5 separate regions of the Homo sapiens genome follow, and all the other regions are linked to region 1. The links are chromatin loops, found by intact Hi-C in ENCODE. Cell type or tissue: PC-9. All regions are shown on one strand. Region 1 overlaps IGF2BP2 (insulin like growth factor 2 mRNA binding protein 2). Region 2 overlaps IGF2BP2 (insulin like growth factor 2 mRNA binding protein 2). Region 3 has its middle 23 kb from the start of TRA2B. Region 4 has its middle 46 kb from the start of TRA2B. Region 5 overlaps TRA2B (transformer 2 beta homolog).

Region 1 (5,000 bases):
TGTAGTCCCAGCTACTCAGGAGGCTGAGGCAGGAGAATGGCGTGAATCCGGGAGGCAGAGTTTGCAGTGAGCTGAGATCATGCCACTGCACTCCAGCCTGGGCGACAGAGCGAGACTCCGTCTCAAAAAAAAAAAAGATCATTCCGGACTTCTTGTGGTTTCCGGAGCACGTTCAGCTCCTGCCTCTAGTCTTGTGCACTCGTTGTTCTCTCTGGTCCATCTGGGAAACTCCAACCCTCCTTCAAAACATATAGTGCCAGCCTCTCCTCTCTGCCCCCGGGAACCCTGTATATCCCTTTTCTATACACTAAGCACATGGCTCTGATGTTTGTTTATGTGGCTTTTTCTCTATTGGGAGTGTGAGGCCTTGAAAGCTAGAATTTTTTCTTAATCCTGGTACCTTCCTCAGTACTTGGCATGCAGAGCGAAACTCAGAAAAGATCTGTTGGATTAATAAAACCAAGCAACTCCCTAACATGCACCAACCAATCTTTCAGCAGCAATGTGGCTTCTCCAGGGAAGACTATGTTGACCAGCTGGGAGAAACAGTACAGGATTTTTAGTATTTCTCAGTATGATAAACAACTGACATTTTGACTCACTAGCAAGTCTTGATATAGTTAAGACTGGTGTGAAACCTGAAACTGTAAAACTGAGATCCAAATCTGGGACTTCAAAACCCTCTAAGGCAAGCACCCCTTGCCCAGCCCCCAACATACTACAAGGACCCTCCCTAGGGAGACGGCTGGCCTCCTTCTGCAAGACCCATGTCTCAAGCTCTCTAAAATCAAAACAATGCTTTTAAGCAACCAGGTTGGAAAGAGAAATTTTTAATAAAATGAAGAGTATATGAAGACAATTATAAAGTCACTGCTGTAGCTTGAACTGCTACATGACCAAGGACTTCATAACTCAATTAGAGAAAATATTTTTTCCCCAAATTTAATGTAAGCAATGTGTGGGAATAAAGGATGTTGAGTTAGATAATCCCCTGTAGGCCTCACAGATAATACCATGTGTATACGTTTTGAAAAATGTTCACATACCTCAGGATGTTACAGCTTCTTTCTGGAATGTTGCTACTGTCCTGTTAATCCCTCCCCCAACCTGCCCACCACAATGTTCTCTTATCCTGTTGTTCATCACCCCACTTCCCTTCCTTCCACTATACTGCATTCTCCTGCTTCCCCACCCTATTCATCTAGGAACTAGGGGAGGATACAATAAAGCTGATAGTCATAAGACATTTCACAGACTAGGCTCTGCCAAAGAACACAATCATCTGATTCCCTTGTCCCTACAAAGTAAGAATCTTGGAAATCATCTATTCTCATTCTTATTTTACTAAAGAGGAACCTGAGAAAATGTAAAGTGATTGATAAGCCATATTTTCTCAATCCATTTCCGTATATTTCAGGAAGCTTGATCCCAAGGAAAAGAGGGTGCTCCACAGTCAAAGGGAGAAGGAAACTGAGGAATGGTTAAGACTGTCAGTACCCACTCATCATCATTTACTGAGCATTTACTAGATGCTAAGCACCAGAAGTCCTATGTTAGCAAAGGCAGACAAAGAAAGCCCTATGTGTTTAAAATTTAACAGATAATAAATCAGAGCCAGACTGGGCGCGGTGGCTCACGCCTGTAATCCCAACACTTTGGGAGGCCGAGGCAGGCGGATCACCTGAGGTCGGGAGTTCGAGACCAGCCTGACCAACATGGAGAAACCCCATGTCTACTAAAAATACAAAACTAGCTGGGTGTGGTGGCGCATGCCTGTAATCCCAGCTACTCAGGAGGGTGAGGAAGGAGAATCGCTTGAACCCGGGAGGCGGAGGTTGTGGTGAGCCAAGATTGCACCATTGCACTCCAGCCTGGGCAACAAGAGCGAAACTCCGCCTCAATAATAATAATAATAATAAATAAATAAATTAGAGCCAAAAATAAAGTAAATGCAACAAGCACATTAAAAACAAACAAACAGTAGTTTAGGAAAATGAAAAGTTTAGCAAGTCTCTCTATGAATGGAACAGGAAAGACATGAAGAAAAATTAAAAACTGGGTAAGGACTAAATAATTCACTCACCTTGCAATTTAAGGATTTGTTTAGAAAGAGTGTGTACATTCATTACTGGGAAAGTATTTCTGGTGACCAAAAAAATCCCACAGTAACAACACTGAAGTATTTTTCACAAGAACCCTTAACCCCCTTACTTCGCCACAAGAGGGTGCACATTTCCTTAGGAATACAGTAACCCAGGGAAACCTGCTCAAGTTCCTCTAGGCAGCTGCTCACCTCTGCTCCGGCACCTCTCTCCCTAGCCATGGCAGTAATGAGCATCTGCACATAGTTACATAGGTGAAACGTGTTCACATACTTTATCTCATTCAATTCCAACAACAGCTCTGTGAGGGCGGGTTGGGCAACTTATCAACCCCATTTTATAGAAGAGGAAACACACTCAGAGGTGAAGTGACTTGCCCAAGGTCAGAGAGATCATAATGCTAGAGCCCAAATGCAAACTCACGTTGTCTAGTTCCCAAATCCTGTATACATTTTCCTTACCTCCCTATTAAAGCATAATCAAAAATTCCACAATCGTTCAGCGTCTCTGTTCATCCATTCTACTTCTTCTGAGCAAAGAATCATACACTGGGCAGATGAGAAACTGCTCACTTTTGCATTGTTAAAAACGAGTGAAAGCTGGTTTTTAACAAGTGTGTGTTAGCACCTGGCAATTATCTTTATAGGTTTCCAATGAAGTGAGAAGTACGCTGAAACTTGTCTACAGTATTTAAGGCAGCAGTAACGTGGAAAAAAATAATTTTAATTTTCCTGCTTACAGCAGGGAAATTAATTGTAAGCTCAACTTTCTTTGGACAGATCTTATGAGACTCAGGCTAAAACCTAACTCCAAAACCCTCCTCCTGTCAGAAACACTAGAGTATAGAGGTCAAGGATTTTGGAGTTGGATGCCAGGCTGCCTGGGTTCAAATCCAGGTTTTCCCACTTACCATTTGACCTTGGCCAATTACTCAACTCCGACGTGCCTCAATCTCCCCTCTGCAGAGTGGAGATAAGAGCAGCAGCTCCCTCACACTGTAATAGCGAAGACAGCGTTGTAACATGAAAGCACACATAAGTGCTCAAGCTACAAAAGGCAGTCCTTACTCTAAAAGGCAGATGAGATTATTAATGTTACAGACTAAAGAAAATATATTAATTTTATGTGCATTTTATCAGTGAATTACATTTTATGACAATATCAATGCTTGAAAATACATTTAAATCCTTTTTTTTTTTTTTTTGAGACCAAGTCTCGCTCTGTCGCCCAGGCTGGAGTGCAGCGGCATGAACTCAGCTCACTGCAACCTCCGCCTTCCGGGTTCAAGTGATTCTCGTCCCTCAGCCTCCCGAGTAGCTGGGACTACAGGCATTAGCCACCACACCAGGCTAATTTTTGTATTTTTAGTAGAGATGGGGTTTCGCTGTGTTGGCCAGGCTGGTCTTGAACTCCTGACTTCAGGTGATCCACCTGCCTCGGCCTCCCAAAGTGCTGGGATTACAGGCATGAGCCACTGTGCCTGGCCTTACATCCCTTAATCTATGTGCACAGCAATTATGTCTATCTTAAAGGATTTACAGCATAAATATAAATAGCTAAGAACAAAGCTCTCATATCTTTGCTTTTATGACAGTGTTTGGCATTATCGATGGTCAGTCTCATGCCAAGTCCTTGGTCAAGAAAAAAGAGCTAAATTACAGAGTTCCTCCGGGAGGAGATAATAAGCTTTACACAGCAGAGGGGAAGGCTCCTTACCCCAGGAACCTGAAGACCCAGGCTGTACTTACAGCTCTGCCACTAAATAGCATCTCCTAATCCCACATCCATAACTCTTAAATATTTCTAAAAATATACCTTTTCATTTCCATCACCATGATCTTAATTCATATCCTTAACAGCATGGACTCCTAACTAGCCACAGAAGTGGAGCTCATTAAGTTTGTTGAATGAGTGAATGAATGGGGGGTGGGATAGTGACACCAAAGAAGACCACAGAAAACGGGGGAGAAGATTAGTTTATAAACTATATGCATACACTTTGTTATCTCAAGTCCTAGCTCAGCTCTGATTTCACAGAATGCTGGACCACTCCAGTAAGGCTAACCAGAAGGAATCCACCCTCCCTCTCAGAGTTTTTTCTTAGTGGTAGTGTCACAGGCCCCAAGGGGTCCCCCAGATCACCGTTTCAGTCCAGTTTGTTGGATCAAATCCATCAGATCCTTAAGGCCAGCAGCTCCTGCACCTGGTTGAAGCTGCCTTGGCACCTCTAGGTCTAAGGGGGTACTGGGCCAAGGTCACGGGGACTCGGAGGTGGGGGGGCCACTCTTTCACAGGGTCTGAGTGCCTTCCAGCTCCTTCCAAGGGCCCCAACAAACCCTTCCATTCCAAACACCACACTCCTCCTTTTAAGACTGCCCTCTAAATTCTGATTTAGTTTGAAGGACATCTCTGTTGCCTAACTCCTATGGGGTAGAGATAATTCCATGGCCACATCTCAATCCAAGGTGAACACTTTTTACAGCTTTGACCTCAGATTTTGACACTGCCATGGGTTCGGCTCCCCTTCTTGGGGACATGGCTTCACACACACAATATGTGCACCATCATTCCCTACCCATGCGATGGCAACATCTTGGGGATGACATTTCCTCCACTGGAATAGGCCCACTTGCTTACCCAATGTGGCCGTGAATTAAACAATAAGAGAACATCTCTGCATCTTGCTCACAACCTGAAATTCCCAGCAGGGGACACCATGCAGGTGGGGAATCAGTCATCTGATGGCAGAGTTAATGAGCTCAACACTTAGGGTTTCAAGTTAGGCTTCACGGGCAGTCTCTGCGATGTCGGACTGCACAATGTTGGGGACATGCCTGAATTTGGCTTCCACAGATTGTAACAAGAGTTTTCCTTTTGACCCTGATACGCAAAACTGTG
Region 2 (5,000 bases), 62 kb after region 1:
TATATGTATATTTTGGGAGAGGTAGAGTCTCACTACATTGCCAAGGCTGGTCTCAAACTCCTGAGCTCAAGCAATCCTCCCAGCTTGGCCTCCCAAAGTGCTAGGATTACAGGTGTGAGCCACCACACCTGGCCCAGAGCAGATCCTAGAGACCCGGGCTGCCCTCATATCACAGGTGTGTCTGGCTCCTTATCCTCACACAGGCAGTTGTTCCTAAATATTTCTTTGCTAAGGACTTAATCATAGACTCACAGAATTCTAGAACAGACAGGAAGGTTGAGTATCAACTAACTTACATCCTCGCATTACTGATGAGAAAACTAACAGCCCAATGGGGGATCACAGAGCTGGTTAATGACAGAACCAGATGAGATAGGACTCAGGCCAGTATTCCTTACCCTAGACTTTACCATCTCATTCAAGTGTCCATGCACATCCAGAGTTCCCTTCCCAACAGTGCTTCTTTTTAAGCCTTTCAAAACATTGGCTTTATTTGGAGGTCACATCTTTTTTTTTCATTGTGATAAAAAAAAAACCCATAAAATTTACTATTTTAACAATTTTCAGGTAAACAGCTCAGTGGTGGTAAGTACATTCATGCCATTGTGTAACCATCACCACCATCCATCTCCAGAACTTCTTTCATCTTGCCAAACTGAAACTCTGTTCCCATAAAACAGAAACTCCCCATCCTCCCCCTTCTCTAGCCCCTGGCAACTACCATTTTACTTTCTGTTTCTATGAATTAGACTACTCCAGTTATCTTTTCTTTTCTTTTTTTTTTGAGGCGGAGTCTCACTCTGTCGCCCAGGCTGGAGTGCAGTGGCGCTCTCTCTGCTCACTGCAAGCTCCACCTCCCGGGTTCATGCCATTCTCTTGCCTCAGCCTCCTGACTTGCTGGAACTACAGGCGCCCACCACCTCGCCCGGCTACTTTTTTGTATTTTTAGTAGAGACGAGGTTTCACCATGTTAGCCAGGATGGTCTCGATCTCCTGACCTCGTGATCCACCCACCTCGGCCTCCCAAAGTGCTGGGATTACAGGCATGAGCCACCACGCCCAGCCTCCAGTTATCTTCTATAAGTGGGATCATATAGTGCTTATCCTCTTGTGACTTATTTCATTAGCAAAATGTCTTCATGGCTCATCCATGTGGTAACATGTGTCAAAATTCCCTTCTCCCTTAAGGCTGAAAATATTCCACTGTATGTCCATACCACATTTGTTTCTCCAGGCACCTGGCAATGGACACTCGGGCCACTTCCACATGTTGACCAATGCAAACAATACTGCTTTAACATGGGTGTACAAATATCTGTTCTAGTCCCTGCTTTCAATTCTTTTGGGCACACACCTGGCAGTGAAATTGCTGGATCTCACAATGTATCAGTGCTATTTTCAAATGTGTCTTGAAAGAGACAAAGAGGAGACAAAATCATCTGGGTTGGTGAATTCTTTAAGAAAATGAAGCCAGAAGCAGTGGGTCAGTCTGTAATCCCAGCAATTTGGGAGGCCAAAGCATGTGGATCACCTGAGGTCAGGAGTTCGAGACCAGCCTGACCAATATGGTGAAACCCTGTATCTACTAAAAATACAAAAATTAGCTGGGTGTGGTGGCGCAGTCCCAGCCTGTAGTCCCAACTACTAGGGAGGCTGAGACAGGAGAACTGCATGAACCCAGCAGGTGGAGGGTGCAGTGAGATGAGACCACACCACTACACTCCAGGCTGGGCAACAGAGAGAGACTCTGTCTCAAAAAAAAGAAAAGAAAAAAGAAAATGAAAAATACTGTTTTGTTCTTAAACTTAGCTTTACTTCAACACAACAAACTATATGAAAAAATTTTTAGAGATTGTATGATGTAGAGGAAAAAACACAGCACTGAGGAGGATAACTTTCTAGTAATATCCAACATTAACACAGGACATACTTTTTGATGTCCGAGTATGAATTTCCACAGGCAGGGGAGAGTGGAATAGATAATCCCTAAGGTCTATGGATTCTGTGGGTTCCATGAAAAAACTTATTTAAAGGATTACTATGTCTTTTAATCATTTTTTCTTTTCCTTAGATCCAGTTTGCATATTAGAACTTAACCATTTCTGGCTATAGAATCTAGTGTATTCTTGAAATAAGAGCTCCAGGGATAGGCGGGGCATGGTGGCTCACGCCTGTAATCCCAGTACTTTGGGAGGACGAGGAGGGCGGATCACTTGAGGTCAGGAGTTTGAGACCAGCCTGGCAAACATGGTGAAACCCTGTCTCCACTGAAAATACAAAAATTAGCTGGTCATGGTGGCATACGCCTGTAATCCCAGCTACTCAGGGGCCTGAGGTAGGAGAATCACTTGAACTCCCGAGAGGCAGAGGTTGTAGTGAGCAGAGATCACACCACTGCACTCCAGCCTGGGTGACAGAGTGACATTCCGTCTCAAAAAAAAAAAAAAAAAAAAAATTCCAGGGACAAGAACAATTCCTGAGCTAGGAAAAAAAAAAAAAAAAAGAGAGAGAGACTAAGGTAATACAATAGACAACAATTTTCCTACCAGCACATTTATTTGTTAATTGCTTTAGGATGTCCAGAGTGTAGTACCTGTATACTCTGAGTCACGGTTTACTCTGAGTCACTGTGAACTTCTGTTTACTTTGTAGTAGTCACTATAAAACTATCAATGCACACTGGGCTCAGTATCAACAGGGCATACCTGCCAAGAAAATTTTGCTACAATAGTTTGGTTCAAACAATCTTTCAGTTACTGAGCAACATACCGTTGTCATCAAGATTCCTGACAATGCATTCTGAGTCAAAATGCACATCAGATTCCAGGTACGAAACCAACAACACACTCCAAACCCCATCCACTCTCAGGCCTCCCAGGAAGATCTGCAAAGTGAGAAACGCACTGCCCCACCCTGTTTCTCCCCACTTCCCCAGAACTATTTCTGCTTAGGTATCTACCAAAAGCAGGCTTTCTACTCCAGGGACAAGAAGGATAAGAGACAGAATTCTCTATGTTCACTTCACCAATCAATTATTTCAACTACTTATAAAAAGCTTCCTATGCTGGGTACAATGATACACATGAACCTACTCAGCCCTTACAATTCTTCCAGGTAGGTGTGTTTGTGCTCACAATGTAGGAAAGTGAGGTGGACGCTCAGGAGTGTCCTATCCAGAGCCACACAAGCAGTAAGGAGTACAGCTAGGCTGGACCAGGTCTTCTGATCCCATGTCCGGTACTCTTTTGGCCATATCATTTGTTTACACTCTTACAAGCCTATGCTAATTTGGACACCCCAAAGAGAACATCTGAAGATCCTCTCCTAGAAAGCAGGACTAATGATCTAACAACTAATGCCTGGTTTTTCAGTTAAGAGCAGAGTTTGCTGGCTTCACTCTTTCACCTTTATTTCAGCTGACAGGCAGAGCTTTGAAGAAACTCAAGGAGAAACTGTGCATCAGTCCCTTCACTTAAAAATGCTTTTCACAGGCCAGGAGCAGTGGCTCATGCCTGTAATCCCAGCACTGTGGGAGGCCAATGCAGGCGGATCAGCTGGGCCCAGGAGTTCGAGACCAGCCTGGCAACATGGCAAAACTCTCTCTCTACAAAAAAAACAAAAAAATTAGCCAAGCGTGGAGGTGCATGCCTGTAGTCCTAGCTACTGAGGAGGCTGAGGTGGGAGAACCACGTGAGCCTGGCGAGGTCAAGGCTCCGGTAAGCCAAGATCACTCCAGCCTGAGTGACAGAGTGAGACCCTGTCTCTTAAAAAAAAAAAAAAAAAAAAAAAGCCGGGCGTGGTGGCTCATGCCTGTAATCTCAACACTTTGGGAGGCCGAGGCAGGTGGATCACCTGAGGTCAGGAGTTCGAGACCAGCCTGGCCAACATGGTGAAATCCCATCTCTATTAAGAATATAAAATTAGCCAGGGGTGGTGGTGCCCACCTGTAATCCCAGCTACTCATGAGGTTGAGGCAAGAGAATCGCTTGAACCCAGGACATGGATGTTGCAGTGAGCTGAGATTGCGCCACTGCACTCCTGGGCAGAAGAGCAAGACTCTGCCTCAAGAGAAAAAAAAATTGCTTTTCAGGGAAAAACACGCCCACATTCTCACCACCTCCAATAATGACAGACAGTGACTGGGCCCCGGTGTTTTATTCACCTCCAGGTTTACTCCCAGGAAATCTACAGTGGAAAAAGGCATCCACTAAAGACTTCCTTCAACATTTTTAGAGACTTAGGCTATCCAGATCTTTCCTCTCCAAATTCTACGAGTACAAATAGTGTTAATATTTATTACATAATAGATTCAGGAAACTGTGTTTCTATGACCACATGAATTTTTCTTACACAACATTCATGCCAATTTTATTGGACTTGGAGTATATTATTTTAAATGACTATGGAGGTTTGTAATTATTGTATTGTTGATTTTATGACACATTATTGGTCCCATTCATGATTTATTTGATGCCAAGGCCTTGATCAGGACGTTAACACCCAAATATAACATTTTTCCTGTGGGAAAACACCATTTGCTTTAAAACACCTGCTTTTACGAGGGAGTTTTTTATTAATGCAACATCATAAGAAGCAGACAGTACCTGTTCAAGAAAACCCTGAGTAAGCAAAATATAACTAAGTTTTTCTTTTTTCTTTTTTTCTTTTTTTTTTTTGAGACAGAATCTTACTCTGTCATCCAGGCTGGATGGAATGCAGTGGTGCGGTCTTGGCTCCCAGGCTCAAGCAACCCTCCCACCTTAGCCTTACAAGTAGCTGAGACTACAGGCACACACCACCACGCCTGGCTAATTCTTGTATTTTTTGTAGCAACGGGTTTCACCATGTTGTCCAGGCTGGTCTCGAATTCCTAGGCTCAAGTGATCTTCCCGCCTCAGCCTCCCAAAGTGCTGAGATTACAGGCGTGAGCCACTGTGCCTGGCTCTAAGTTTTTCTTTACTCAACATTTAGGAGAAAGAAGCTGCAGGCCGGGCACAGTG
Region 3 (5,000 bases), 230 kb after region 1:
CTGGCCAACATGGTGAAACCCTGTCTCTATCAAAAATGCAAAAAATTAGCCAGGTGTGGTGGTGCACACCTGTATGCCCAGCTGCTTGGGAGGCTGAAGCAGGAGAATCACTTGAACCTGGGAGGCAGAGGTTGCAGTGAGCCAAAATTGCACCACTGCACTCCAGCCTGGGCAACAGAGCAAGACTCTGTCTCAAAAAAAAAAAAAAAAAAAGAACCCTATCTCCAAATGAGGTCACATTCTGAGGTACTGGGGATGAGGACTTCACCATGGATTTTGTTGGTGGAGGGAGGACACAATACAACTCCTGACGCTGCCTCTGTTCAAGCCTTTAGTGTTTCTCACCTATGTCATTTCTTCAGGATAAGCTTAGGACTGTCCCTGCTTCCAGCATTGTCTTATTTCAACCCAGCCACTACTCTGCTGCCAGAAGATCTCATAATACTGCTGTGGCTGTTGGGATAAGCCAAGCTCCTCACCATGCCTAGCATGCCCTTTGTGTTCTGGGCCTTTGCTCTCCTTCCGTCTTATTTCCTGCTGCTCACATAGCATTGCTGCAGCCATCATGACCCTGTGGGATCATTGCCCTGCCTTTGGGCTTGGCTGTGTGAAGTTTTTCCTGCCTGCGATGGTTTCTCTCCCTACACTCCCTGAATAAATGACTCATGTTGGGTCTTCAGGCCAACTGCAGCATTATCTCCTCTGAGAAAACCTTCCCTAATTCTGGGTTTTGTGCTTCTCCTCCATGACTTAGGTCCCTTGAGTTTCCTTTGCCATTGCCCTGTACTACAGTTTTATTTATTTATGAGCTTAGCCCCCTTACAAGAGCCACATCACCAGGACATCTAGTTCAATGCCTTGTATACCAAAGGCACTCAATGCACATTTGCTGAACAAATAAATATGTGAGTGAATCAGTCTTCATTTAGAAAATTGCAGTGTCAGCCCAGGTGCAGTGGTTCATGCCTGTAATCCCAGCACTTTGGGAGGCCGAGGTGGGTGGATCACCTGAGGTTGGGAGTTCGAGACCAGCCTGAACAACATGGTGAAACCCCACTTCTACTAAAAATACAAAATTAGCTGGGTGTGATAGTGCATGCCTGTAATCCCAGCTACTTGGGAGGCTGAGGCAGGAGAATTGCTTGAACCCGGGAGGCAGAGGTTGCGGTGAGTTGAGATTGCGCCACTGCACTCCAGTTTGGGCAACAAGAGTGAAACTCCATTAAAAAGAAAGAAAGAAAGAAAGAAAGAAAGAAAACAGCAGTGTTGGCTGAGTGCAGTGGCTCATGCCTGTAATCCCAGCATTTTGGGAGGCCAAGGTGGGCGGACCACCTGAGGTCAGGAGTTCGAGACCAGCCTGGCCAACATGGTGAAATCCCCTCGTCTCTACTAAAAATACAAAAAAAAAAAAAAAAAAAAAAAATTAGCCAGGCATAGTGGCACGTGCCTGTAATCCCAGCTACTTGGAAGGCTGAGGCAGGAGAATCCTTTGAACCCAGTGGGTGGAGATTGCAGTGAGCTGTGACTGTGACATTGCACTCAAGCCTGGGTAACAAGAACAAAACTCCATCTCAAAAAAAAAAAAAAAAAAAAAAAGAAGAAGAAAAGAAAAAGAAAAAAAGAAAATTGAAAATTGCAGTGTCACAGTGAGTAAGTGGACTAGTGGTAACAGGAACAAGGAGGGGCACAATAAAAGGCGTGGTAATTGGAATGGGTTTATAATTCTCACCAGAGAAGAAACACAGCATTTCGGCTGGTGTCGCTGCTCCAGGGAAAGTTCTGTTACTCCACTGACTCTCTCTTTTCCTGATAACATGGCCAGCAAGAAAGTAATTACAGTGTTTGGAGCAACAGGTAAAAAGTCTTTAATTTTTAGGGCATGCTGACTTTGCTCACTCTCCTGTCTTCCTGTTTGTAACTTTAGAGCCTGCAAGTGTGGGCTGAACAAAGAGCTCTTTGGAAGAAATTTTTTAAAGTATCCTATTGCTTTAGTTCTTGATGTGGTAAAGGGGTGGCATGATTTGATTTGTAACTTGATCTCAGCAGGACAAGGACACTGACGTAATCTCCCTTTCCCAGTCATGGGGCTAACTGGTTGGTATAAGTCTCATTTCAACATAAGCTATACTCTGAAGTCTTCTCTCCACTCACTTCCTAATAAGCAAAAGGTACAAGTGTGAGGGGCCTGGGGGTTTGTAGTGAATATCCAATGCCTGACCAATCTTCCAGGGAGTCTGCAAGGATGGAGTGTGTGGGAAGTTTGCATTCCTGGCTCCCTTACAGTTTGTTCCTCAACAGTCAGAGCCATCTTTGCACAATATAAATCAAATCAGGTTTTTCTCCTTCAATCTATTCTCATTTCAGCCTCCCAAGGATCCATTTGAAACTGTCAGATCATGTCAGGCCTCTGCTCAAAACCCTCTAAAAGATCCCAGCCCCATGGCACTCCCAGTAAAGTGCAAAGTCCTGCTAATGCCCTGCAACAGGGCCTTGGAAATGTTGTGTCAGAACTCTCTTCCTGCCACCCTCCTCTCACTCCGCTTCATTACCCTGGCTTTCTTGCTGTTCCTCCAAAACAATCCCACAAATACAAAGGCTCTGGCCTTTGTATTGGCTGCTTCTTCAACCTAGAATGATCTCCCTCTGTTACTGATATAATTTGACTGTGTCCCCACCCAAATCTCATCTTGAATTGTAGTTCCCACAATCCCTACATGTCATACGAGTGACCAGGTGGAGATAAATGAATGCTGGGGGCGGTTCCCCCAGCCTGTTCTCATGATAGTGAAAAGAGAGAGTTCCCTGGTCCTGGTCCCCCACCACAGGGTGTGCCACAGGGGTGTGGCTCTCTGTTCTGCCACTGCAAGCTCAAACTCTTTAAGAGATGGGGAGCATGCATACCGGTAGGTGCAGGAACTGGGGCAAGTGCTTTTGGGCTCCAGCCCTATGGCAGCATCTAGGGGTGGGTGTCTGTAACTTTCAAAGCCCAAGTGTGCATGTGTTACAGTGCACTCTTTTAGCCTTGCCATCCACAGATGGCTTAAGGGTTAACCAGCTCAGTGAACCCTCTGCCTTTTTGCAAAAGGAGGGGGCTAGTGTGACAACTTTCTGTATCCCAAGCCCTCATCCAGCATCCCAGAAGAATCAGGTCACACATGGACTTGAAGGATGAATGCAGGGGTTTTATTGAGTGGTGGAAGTGGCTCTCAGTGGGATGGTTGGGGAGCTAGACAGGGGATGGAGTAGAAATATGATCTTGCCCTGGAGTTTGGCTGTCCAGTGGCTGATTCTCCGAACATCCTCAGCCAAACTCCTCCTGACGTTCCTTCTCTTCTCTCCTCTGCTGCACCATTCTGCCATCTGTTTGTCTCCTTGTCTCCTAGTCTGCTTCTGGAGCCTGGGGTTTGGGGCTTATATGGATACAGGATAGGGGTGGTGGCAGGCCAGAAGGCAACTTTTGGGGTGCAAAAACAGGAATGCCTATTACTTAGGGCAGCAGGTATCCAGGCTTAAGGGTGGGGCCTTTGCCAGGAACCACCCTCTTCTACCCAGTATTTCCCTGTCTCCTGTTCGTATCAATAGTGAGTTCGTTCTCATGAGATCTGGTGGTTTTACAAGCGGCTTCCCCCTTCACTGGGCCCTCATTTTCTCTGCTGCCACCCTGTGAAGTGGTGTCTCCCGCCATGATTGTAAGTTTCCTGAGACCTCCCTAGCCATGTGAAACTGTGAGTCAATTAAACCTCTTTTCTTTATAAATTACCCAGTGTTGGGTATTTCTTCACAGCAGTGTGAGAAAGAACTAACACAGTTACCCACTGCTTTCCCCCTCATGCCATTCAGGTCTCTGCTTAGATGTTACCTTTTCCATGGGGACTTTCCAGACCTCTATATTTGAAATTGCAACTCTGCTTCCACCCTGCCCATGTCTGGCTCCCTTCCTTACTTCAATTCTTCTATTTCTGCCTGTCTTTCCACACTAGAATATAAGCTCTATGAGAACAGGAATTTGTCTGGAGGAAGTCAAGGGCTAAAGCAGGAAGCAGAGTGAAATAAATTCTCAAAAATCAACAGTCAAGTATGATATTAAAAGGAGAAGAAGAGGCAATGGAGCGGGGGATGACTCTATTAAGCGTTAGGGTGATGGTAAAGATGTTGGCTTTTCCTGAAAGAGAAAAGTGATCGAAGGGTTTGGTTTTTTCAGTGTGTTTGTGTTTAGCTACAGGGTCTCACTGTGTTGCCTGGGCTGGAGGGTAGTGACTCTCCATCCCAGGAGCCATCATAGTACACAGCCTCAAACTCCTGGGCTCAAGTGATCTTCCCACCTCAGCCTCCCAAGTAGCTGGGACTGCAGGATTGCAACAGCATACCAGACACTGAAGGATTTTGAGCAGAGGAATCACATGACTTTGGTGTTAAAAGGATCATTTTAGCTTATGCTTTGTGAAGGGACTATAGGGGATAAGGGCTGAAGCAGGAAGACCTGTTAGGAGGTGGTTGTCATAAAATAGGCGAGATGATAGTAGCTTAGACCAGGGTGGTAGCAATGAGATTGTGGAGAGTGGTCAGATTCTGTGGAGGTTTTAAAAGTTGTGTTGGCAGGATTTGTTGGTGGACCAGATATCAGGGGTAAGAAGGGAAGAGTTGAAAATGACTCTGAAGTTTTATGGCTTGAGTAACTGGAAGAATAAAGTTGAGATTCACTGAAATATGGGAGACAGTGGGGAGGAGGAGGTCAGGAACTCCTTAAACTTGAATTGGTCTCATTAAACTTGAGTTGCCAACTAGGCATCCAGAGACTGGGTAGGCAGTTGGATAAGATTTTTGGGAGTGGCCAGTCACTCTATTAATTCTGTCTTCTAAATCTCTCTGATTTTTTCCATTCTCCCTCTTAGAAGCTTTTTCCACACTCCATTTGCCTTCTCTCCATGTTCCACCTTTAAACAGAACCATCTTTCAAATCTGATTAATTTTTCAAACCTTGTAGACAGCTAATACCACCT
Region 4 (5,000 bases), 250 kb after region 1:
GTGGAGAGTGACTATAGGCCCAAGGGTCCCTGGACTTTTTGTGTGTTTGCTGGGATGGCAGGTTGGTTCTTTAAGACCGGGATGGCTGGGCATGGTGACTCACACCTGCAATCCCAGCGCTTTGGGAGGCCAAGGTGGGAGGATTGCTTGAGGCCAGGAATTTGAGACCAGACTGGGCAACATAGCAAGACCCAGTTTCTAAAAAAAATAACAAAACTTAACCAGGCATAGTAGTGTGTGCCTGTAGTCCCAGCTACTTGGGAAGTTGAGGCAGGAGGATCTCTTGAGCTCAGAAATTTGAGGCTTCAGTGACCTGTGATCATGCCACTGCATTCTAGACAGAGTGAGACCTTCCTTGTCTCTCTCTCTTTTTTTTTTTTTTTGAGACAGGGTCTCACACTGTCACCCAGGCTGGAGTGCAGTAGTGCAATCATGGCTCACTGCAGCCTAAAACTTCTGAGCTCAAGTGATCCTCCTGCCTCCACCTCCTGAGTAGCTGGGACTACAGGCACATAGTACCATGCCCGGCTAATTCTTTTTGTATTTTTGTAGAGACAGGGCTTAGCTGTCTGGTCTCAAACTTCTGGCCTCAAGTGATGGTCCCAAACTTCTGGCCTCAAGCTATCTGCCTGCCTCAGCCTCCCAAAGTGTTGGGATTACAGGCATGAGCCACGATGCCCGGACTTCCTCATCTCTTAAAAAAAAAAAAGGAAGAAAGAAAAGAAAAAAAAGAAGACTGAGACAGGCCAGGGCTGTCATGGATCAGTCCCAACAATTGTTCCTGGAAAGCATGAGAAGTCCTTCCAGGATTTAGAACCAAACTTTGCAGTGGCTGATCTGAAATGAGACTGTGCACTTTAGGGACCTCAATCTCACATAACAAAGAAGGGAAAATAACTTCCAACTAGTCTGAGACATTTTAATATTTGTTGACAGTGGACAAAAGATTCCACCCACTATCCTCTCCCAGTCCTGCCCAACAGTCTCCAGGCCAAAGGAGGGAAAGGATTCCCTTTGCAGTTGTTCAGGTAGAGACTTGGGGACCCAAGAGAGGCACAGAAGGTGGAAATAGGGCCGTGCATCTCAGTGAACAAGAGCACCCTTTGTTGTCCAGGAGTAGATTAGGGTTGGGGGTGTGGGCGATGGAATAGAAAGGATGCAGAAGATCTCTCTCCGTGATTCCAGAAATGACCCTAGAAATTCAAGCTACAAAGTCAGATAATCCTGGATTTGATTGCCTCTGCCACTGACAAGTTGTGTGAACTTGGTCAAGTTACTTGATTTCTAGGCTTGGTCTCCCCATCCTCACTGGGGACTGCTGGGGGGACTGAAAGATTGAAAGCATGAGAGGCACTTTGTATAGTCTTTGCCAGGTAGTAAGTGCTCAAGAAACAGCTGTAATTATTCTCTCTTCTCTCTCTCTCTCTCTCTCTTTTTTTTTTTTTTTTTTTTTTTTTTTTGAGACAGAGGCTCTTGTTGTCCAGGCTGGAGTGCAATGGTGCAATCTTGGCTCACTGCAACCTCCGCCTCCCGGGTTCAAGCGATTCTCTCTTGTCTCAGCCTCCCGAATAGCTGGGATTGCAGGCGCGCGCTGCCACGCCCAGCTAATTTTGTATTTTTGGTGGAGACAGGGTTTCTCCATGTTGGTCAGGCTGGTCTCGAACTACTGACCTTAGGTGATCTGCCCTCCTCGGCTTCCCAAAGTGTTGGAATTACAGGCATGAGCCACGGCGCCCGGCAAAAAAACAGCTATAATTATTGTTGAGCATAATTCCTCCCCTTGCCTCCTTCATATGCCTCCCAAAATTCTGAAGTGCCCCCTGGGCGGTTCCCAGTGTCGCCTGACCTTGGCCTCCTGGACTGCAGGTTCATCTTGCTCTAACCGCCCGCTGCCCGGTGTCCCGTCCCTTCCCAGCTTCCTTCTCCCACCACTAGATGGCAGTATGAGTCCAGCATAAGAAAGGATCGCTCCAGCCTCATCCCAGGTGATTTTTTCCCCGGGCTTTTTTGGGGAATAAAGCCAAAGGAGATAGTTATACGGCGCATCTTAAAGCCTTGTCGGTTACCCTCCGTGGCCATTTCGACAGACATGCGCTGGTCACCTTCTCTGGGGTGAAGTGCCTTCTCCGTGCCGGATTTGAGATTAAGGGAAGGAAAGGGAGGACCAAGGGATTATCCAAAGACTCCAGCACTGGCTCGCCCCATGCAGAGGAAGGCCCTCAGGCTAAGGGTGAGCCTTCTGCATAGAGGGGTCTCAGACCCTGCTCCAGGAGTGCAGAGCACAGGGCCTGCCCTTTCTCCGCCTGGCAGCCGGGGCCGAGCCTTGCTGGATGCTGGTGCTCCTGCTGCTGGCTTCTCCGCTGGCCACACTGCTTGTCATCCTCTCCCCAACCCAAGGGACCTTTGCAACTCTGAAATCCCATCAAGACTACACAAGGGGCAGAGACAATTCACTAAAAGGAAACTGGGGCACTGTTAGGAAGTGCGTATTGAACGGCCCTCAGGCACTGTCCATTCTCCCAAGTAACAGAGCAGAACACTCTGGCAATGTAGTCCTGACTTGGACTCCTCATAGGAGTGAGCAGGAAGGCAATAACATGAATTTTAAACCATCTCGAGTAGAAGTTGCTATAGCATTTCTTTCTCCTTCCTTCCTTCCTTCCTTCCTTCCTTCCTTCCTTCCTTCCTTCCTTCCTTCCTTCCTCCCTCCCTCTCTCTCTTTTTTTTCTTTCTTTCTTTCTTCTCTCTCTCTCTCTCTTTCTTTCTTCTCTTTCTCTCTCTTTCTTTTCTTTTTTTTTTGAGATAGAGTCTTGCTCTGTCACCCAGGCTGGAGTGCAGTGGCGCGATCTCGGCTCACTGCAACCTCCGCCTCCCGGTTCAAGTGATTCTCCTGCCTCAGCTTCCTGAGTAGCTGGGATTACAGGCGCCCCGCCACCACGTCTGGCTAATTTTTGTATTTTTAGTAGAGACGGGGTTTCACCATGGTGGCCAGGCTGGTCTTGAACTCCTGACTTCATGATCCGCCTGCCTCGTCCTCCCAAAGTGCTGGGACTACAGACGCGAGCCACTGCACCTTGGCTGCTATAGCATTTCTGACGGGCTGCCCCGCTGAGTGTTGCAAGAGGATTAAAAATGTACACACCCTTTACTTGGCAAAACTCCTAAGAAACCATCTTAAGTAAATAAACACAAATATAGATAAAAATATAATTTTGAGGATTTTATATGAAAGTATTTTTTCATGAGAGCAAAAATATAGAAGTAAGCAAAATGTTCAGCATTTAAGAAATGGATAATTAAATTATTGAAGTTTAAAAATTCCTTTAAACTGTAAATTCTTTAGAACTAGCATTTGTGACGAATTTTTACTGAGAAAAATTATGTTTTAAGTGAAAAATATTGGATTATATCCAGCATTATATCTAGCCTAATCCCAATTGTGTAAACTACATATACATAGTAAAACATTGGAAGGAAAAATATGCCAAAATGTTAATAAATGTTTTCATTGAAGTAAAATTTTGGTTGATTTCTATTTTCCTTATTTTAAGTTTCTTCTTTCCCCTAGTTTTCCATAATAAAAATTGTTAGTTTTGGCCGGGTGCAGTGGCTCATGCCTGTAATCACAGCACTTTGGGAGGCTGAGGCGGGCGGATCACTTGAGGTCAGGAGCTCGAGACCAGCCTTGCCAACATGGTGAAACCCCATCTCTACTAAAAATACAAAAATTAGCCGGGTGTGGCAATGCGTGCCTGTAGTCCCAGCTACTAGGGAGGCTGAGGCACGAGAATCGCTTGAGCCTGGATGGCATAGGTTGCAGTGAGCCGAGATTGCGCCACTGCACTCCAGCCTGGGCGATAGAACAAGATTCAGTCTCAAAAAAAAAAAAAAAAATTGTTACTTTTATGTTGAACTTTTACATAAGCAAGAGTTATTTTAAAAATTTAACAAATATTATTTATCGATTGTCCTGTCTTCCTTATAACAAATATAATAATTATTTATGAGTGTTTACTACGTCCTAGCCACTCTAAGAGATGAAGGTATACACTTTCATTGAATCTTATATCGACACTCTAAGAAAGATTATCTTCTCATTTTATAGATAAAGAAACATACTTCACAGAGTTTAGGTAACGTGCTCAAAGTCACAGTTATTAGGAGTCAGGATTTAAATCTAAGTCTGTATGTTTCCAAAGTCCATGAGCTTTTCACCACACACTAGAACTTCGATCCTCCCTCCCAACCAAGGGACGCTTGCAGCTCTGAAGTCCCATCAAGACCACACAAGGGCAGAGTTCTCAAGTTATAAAAGGATTCGGTCATCAGATTCATTCAGAATTCAGTTGTTTGGAATTTGGACATATTCTCCTTAGAAACAATGTATAAATGCTAATGTGCAACACTGTATAAAGATCAACTCTAAAAGTTGGTGAAACCCATCTACCCATATGCTGTGAAACCACAACTTTCCATAGGATATTGCTTGTTAATCCTGTCTCCCAGATGCACACACAAGAGAATAACGAAACTAACACTGGGGTGAGGACAAGGCAGTGCTTGGCGGAGGGCGGGCTCAACATTCGCGCATGTGCAGAAAGAGAATGCGGAGCCACGGTGTCCTCAGGCTACCGGCAAGGCCGTGGATCTGCGTGGCTAACGGGGGGCAAGACAGGGGTCACGGGGCTGAGTGTGGAAGCCCTGCGTGGAAATCGAGAGAGCCCTCAGGAGGTCTTGGGGGATCAAACCCAAAGGTTTCCAAGAGCCGGGCTGGTAGATGAAGGAAACAAGCCAGATGTAGCACAGAAGGGAGTGGTGGCGACTGTACCGACAGGAGACCGTGCGACCCACCTAAAGGCAATACAAATACATTTAAATAGAAACACATTGACAGTCAAATGTAACTTGTGGCTGGGCGCAGTGGCTCACGCCTGTAATCTCTGCACTTTGGGAGGCCGAGGGGGGCGGATCACTTGAGATCAGGAGTTCCAAACCAGCCT
Region 5 (5,000 bases), 180 kb after region 1:
GGACAGTAAGTTTTACAAATTAAGACCTGCCAATACTGCCTATGCTCCATTACTGGTATTTTCCATCACCCAGGTACCCAGATTTGAGACATCATGATCAAGAGAACTGTGGACTAAGATCACCTAGGTTCAATTCAGATCGTGGCATTGCCACTTAAACAGCTATTTGAACTAAGGTAAGTTACTCTACATCATTTCATTGCTAAAGATTATATGTAAAGTTCTTCCCAAAGTACCTGAAACATACTAATACCTAGATGCGATAAAGGTTAGCAAGGCAACAAAATAACCCACCTGTAGCAACATCCCTACAATTGGTCATGAAAATTACTTAAATGCAAAATAATAAGAACATGTATTAAAGTACCCGCAGTCTAGTTATTTACTGTAACTCCATCCCCAAATGGAGATCACTCTAATACCTAGTTATGCACTCTGAATTTTCCAGGAATACAGAAATTCATCCCCCCCTCAACCCAGCCCAAAATAGCAAAGATACACCTCAGCCCAAGGAACACACTGCCCTAACGATTAAACTACAGAAGAACTCTAATTATAATAGAACAAGAACACTTCTTTGTGAACAGCTGCACCAACATTTTTCTTTTCATTTGCGTTTATTTAAACACAGTTCTCAAAACATTTGAGTGAAATTGGGCCTCCTTTGGTAAGCAAAGGACCTGAAAATAATATTTAAAAAATGAACAGGCAAAGTCTTCAGTTCATCCATGACAGGTATAGTGTTCCCTTATCATGTACTTTGAAGCACCCGGTTTTTTCATATAGTCTAAAAGCTAGAAGAACAAGAGTGTATTTGTGGTGGAATGTATTGTCACTTGCTGATAACTAGTTGAAATACCATTATCCCCTTGTAACACCTTTAAGAAACAGCCTTTTAAGGCATACACTGTGTAACTCTTCGTATTTCCTGCTATACATATTACAGATTACATAAAAGCCGACAAATCCACATTGATATAAGCATTAAGCACTGGCTGTATTTTAAGATTTTTAGTTCTAATACTAGCAGTACAGAGTTACAGAGCATAATTTTAAACACTTAGTTGCAGGTATATAAGTATGGTATGTTTCATGGACTGGAGGAAAACGGGCATTTGTCTTTAAATTTACTACTGACAATCTGAATAGTTCTGCTAAGCATTGATATGTTAGAAAGAAAAGTAAAAATCAAACTGTTTATTGTTGCTTTTTGCCATTTGGTAGCATTTTACACAGGCTTCGATCTTCAGAATACCCTGGATTCAGTAGAAAAACCTTTTAAATGAAGTTTTGTACAATAGAAACTTCTCAGCAGTCAAAATTTAGACTGTAAAAAAATACATGCAAAACATACTTTTCTGAAAACACTTAACTTGGAACAAAGCACCAAACTACACAAATGCAGAATGAAAACAGCATTTCAACTCCACCAAAAGTAGTCATCGTAAAAGGTGTAAAAGTCACCTAACTTCACTAGGCACTGTTCACTTTTTAAACAAGAGACAATAAAAAATATTGCCCACAAACAATATCCCAGCTCTAGGGCAGGTTTCAGAAAGTCTTCATGCTTTAATAGCGACCTGGGAAGAAAAGAATGAACATGCTTTAATATTAAGTGAACTAATTATCAAGTATACTTTAATGCCGAGAATTTCAGAATATTCTGCCATTAAGAAATTCCTATGTGCCAGAACCCCACCACCCCCAAATAGAGAAAGACTTCCATGTAAGTATTACACCAGAAATGAGATAGCAATCTTAAATAACAGAAATTGCTGGGAAGTATATAACTCAATCTGAGAACTAAAGGGCTAAGTAATCCATGTTTCTGTGCTGTCCAAAAATTTTTAAGGACTCTTGAAAAGCTACTAAATGGTGGAAATACATTATTTACTGTTTCAATTAGAAACAACAGGAGTCTCTGAGCCTACTCTGGGTAAATGGTGGAAATACATTATTTACTATTTCAGTTAGAAACAACAGGAGTCTCCGAGCCTACTCTGGCTCAGGAGGCTGTCCAATTTTTCCTTCTTAAAAAATAATAGGATTCTAAGGGTTGTTTCCACAAACTTTCTTGAACCAAAAAATGTTCAGGATGTGTGGAGAATCATTAGGTATGAAACTACCTGAAACCAATCCATTATCTGATAAAGGGAATACACTGTCATCAGAGCAAGCCATACTACAATATAAACAATCATATTAAGATAAAAACTTACGAGGTGAGTATGATCGAGATCTGGAACGTGATCTGTATCCTCCACGACTATAGTAAGGAGAAGGTGACCGCCTTCTATAAACAAATGTCAAGATTGTCTAAGTCTCAATAGATCACAATTAGACCAAACATATAAATTTATGACTATATATACTGCCCTTTCATCAGTTCCCCAAAAAAGGAAAGCTGCATGAACCTTCAAGGTCTGTTTAAATCTTGAGAATGAAGCACATTATCAGGCCCAAGTGTCAAATAAGCACTCTTAATAACTTTAAGGTCAAATAATCCTTGCTATATTTTAATCTACTTACTTTTTAAATTTTGTGAACTATGTTAAGAGAGTTTTGTAAAAGAAAATTCCTGGCTGGGTGCGGTGGCTCAACGCCTATAATCCCAGCACTTTGGGAGGCCAAGGCAGGAGGATCACTTGAGGCCAGGAGTTTGACCAGCCTGACCAACATGGTGAAAACCTGTCTCTACTAAAAAAAAAAAATTAGCTCTGTGCGGTGGTGCATGCTTGTAATCCCAGCTACTCGGGATGCAGAGACTGCAGTGAGCTCAAATTGCTCCACTGTACTCCAGCCTAGGCAACAGAGCAACACTCTGTCTCCAAAAATTAAAAATAAAAATGAGAAAATTCCCATACCATTAAATAATCCCAACAGCACCCTCTTGAACACCCAAAACTAATTTCACAAGTGCTTCAGGATTTAGCTTTGTGTTAAAAAGGCTGGCTTGAATGTTCTTGTGCTATTTGAGATGCTTACTTTTAAAAAGCAAGGAAAATGTAATACAAGAACATAATGACAAAAAAAATGAGTTATCAGTGACTAACATCACTGTACCTCATCACGGTATAAAATGGTATCACTAAATAATCTATTGCAAAACCAATTAATTTTTATAAATATACAAAGACTTTATACATTTAGTTTCCGTTAGAATATTTTCATGAGCTTCAAACAGTCTGATTTTGGGTATTCCACTTATAATTTACCAAAACATTACTAGGCAAACATCTTTATGTGAAGCTTTATACTGTTGTACAGATGCTAAGTCCTCTCCTGGCATACCTATAAATCTGATCCCTGTCTTGGGCAGCTCTCCATCCTCCTCCTCCTCCACCTCCTCCTCTGTGAAGACAGAAAGGCAACACAACACGCATTCAGTTTGTAAGTTTTAAAAAATTATGTCATTCATTTAGTAAAATAAAAACTTTCATAGAGCATGAATGAGATGTTTCTTGCAGGTCAAGTGATTTGCCACCCTTTTTAGAAACTGGCATAGGGTTCTCTCTGGTGGCTGAAATAAGTAGTATTAGAACACAGAACATTCCTAAGTAAATGCTCTTAAAAAAAAAAATCAAACTAAGAAAAAAATCTCAGCCCCAACAAATTTGTACCTTTAGTACCATTCAATAGAGTGATGCTTTAAATAAAAAAAGGGTTTTCATGGGTGATAAAATGCTGAACAATACACTTACAGACTCACTTTCAGACAATGACTGACAACTGTTAACTTCTTAAACATTGCCAAATAATGCACAAAATAGACATCCATATACCTCAATACCATTATCAATGACAACTGTGGTCAATACTTACTAACTACATTATTTGACTTGTCAAATTACACATTTTGACAAGGGAGGACCAAAATGTCACAATTTTACTTCATTTTTATCTTTGGAAGTATTCTCAAAGATATCTTTATTTTTAAACTATGATTGACATTTCCCTACCCAAACCCCGAAATACCAAATTTTTGGCAAAAATAAAAAGCCACATACCCTTGTCATACTAAATTAACATCTTTAAAATTATTCTCTGGACTCTTTCAAGGCATCCATTTTACCTGCCCTCAGTGTACGATGCATGCATTAAGAGATTACAAGAAACTGCCTGAAAAGTGTTGGCTTTCCAAAATGGCTTATGAAATTTGCTTTTATAAGCCATTATAAATTTGCTTTTAAAAGGCTAAGACAGAGGCTATAATTTTTTCTTTTAAGGTGGGGTCTTGCTCTGGGGGAGGAGACTCAGGTGGGAGCGTACTTGGCTCACTGCAGCTTCAACCTCCCCGGCTTCCTGCCTCATTTTTTGTGGAGGTTCCCTATGCTGCTCAGGCTGGTCTCAAATTCCCGGGCTCAAGCAATTCCCCTGCCTCAGCCTATAATTTTGCTTTCACTATGTATTCATTTATTTATTTTTTTTTTTGAGTCTCTCGCTCTGTTGCCTACAGTGGAGTGCAGTGGTGCAATCTAAATTCACTGCAACCTCTGCCTGCCGGGTTCAAGCAATTCACCTGCCAGTAGCTGGGACTACAGGCGTGCACCACCACAACCGGCTAAATTTTTATTTCTGGTAGAGACGGGGTTCACCATGTTGGCCAGGCTGGATCTCAGGTGATCTGCCTGCCTTGGCCTCCTGAAGTGTTGGGATTACAGGCGTGAGCTACTGCGCCTGGCCTCATTCAATGTTTAAAAATAAAACACATTTTATTATTAATATTCCAAGTTATCATTTAAATCCCATTTATATTCTAGAATATTTGAACAGAAATCCAGTTACACATTAAATTGATTAAGACACAGAACCTTAGAATCTGATTTAACTTTCTACTCTGCATTTCTCGAGTAAAAGTACTAAAGCAAAGCTTTTAACAAAGGCTAAAACTTAAGCATAGTGCTGCTCTGTACACTGTACTGAGATTCAGACGTTGACCTTTCTACCTCATAACTTACCTGTATGATCTGCTATAGTAGTCCCGATCATCATAGCCCCGA

Evidence for each region. Peaks named below come from ENCODE experiments on the same cell type or tissue, not always from the same donor. Only the 100,000 strongest peaks of a DNase experiment are listed, where the experiment ranks them.
Region 2: a loop joins it to region 1, with 2.9 times the contacts of the local background. A loop is called at or near these places in 3 of 110 quality-filtered maps.
Region 3: it touches region 1 in a loop (4-fold over the local background); 3 of 110 quality-filtered maps call a loop at or near these places.
Region 4: it touches region 1 in a loop (4-fold over the local background); 3 of 110 quality-filtered maps call a loop at or near these places.
Region 5: a loop joins it to region 1, with 5 times the contacts of the local background. A loop is called at or near these places in 15 of 110 quality-filtered maps.

What each region holds. Positions count from the first base shown.
Region 1 is chr3:185,731,858-185,736,857 of GRCh38, forward strand. The region is part of intron 2 of IGF2BP2 (insulin like growth factor 2 mRNA binding protein 2); the gene reads right to left. Among named protein-coding and RNA genes, the nearest start is that of IGF2BP2-AS1, 21 kb to the left of the region's middle. RefSeq lists an enhancer at 1-465 and a silencer at 2,148-2,197. In PC-9, CTCF peaks have their summits at 2,221 (motif pointing right) and 2,420; a DNase peak (open chromatin) is centred at 2,254; H3K27ac peaks cover 3,236 bases.
Region 2 is chr3:185,794,132-185,799,131 of GRCh38, forward strand. The region is part of intron 2 of IGF2BP2 (insulin like growth factor 2 mRNA binding protein 2); the gene reads right to left. Among named protein-coding and RNA genes, the nearest start is that of IGF2BP2, 28 kb to the right of the region's middle. RefSeq lists enhancers at 1,166-4,450, 4,838-5,000. In PC-9, no CTCF peak of the experiment used is centred here; DNase peaks (open chromatin) are centred at 700, 2,680 and 4,400; H3K4me3 peaks cover 488 bases; H3K27ac peaks cover 3,963 bases.
Region 3 is chr3:185,958,225-185,963,224 of GRCh38, forward strand. It overlaps the pseudogene NMRAL2P. Among named protein-coding and RNA genes, the nearest start is that of TRA2B, 23 kb to the left of the region's middle. In PC-9, no CTCF peak of the experiment used is centred here; DNase peaks (open chromatin) are centred at 1,717, 2,017 and 2,747; H3K4me3 peaks cover 4,106 bases; H3K27ac peaks cover 4,781 bases.
Region 4 is chr3:185,981,766-185,986,765 of GRCh38, forward strand. No RefSeq gene overlaps it. Among named protein-coding and RNA genes, the nearest start is that of TRA2B, 46 kb to the left of the region's middle. RefSeq lists an enhancer at 1,779-2,300. In PC-9, CTCF peaks have their summits at 112, 1,941 (motif pointing right) and 2,150; a DNase peak (open chromatin) is centred at 1,926.
Region 5 is chr3:185,916,146-185,921,145 of GRCh38, forward strand. It overlaps TRA2B (transformer 2 beta homolog), which reads right to left. Exons shown (of 9, transcript NM_004593.3): 6 at 4,959-5,000; 7 at 3,292-3,351; 8 at 2,220-2,293; 9 at 1-1,580. The coding sequence ends at 1,570. Among named protein-coding and RNA genes, the nearest start is that of TRA2B, 19 kb to the right of the region's middle. In PC-9, no CTCF peak of the experiment used is centred here; no DNase peak of the experiment used is centred here.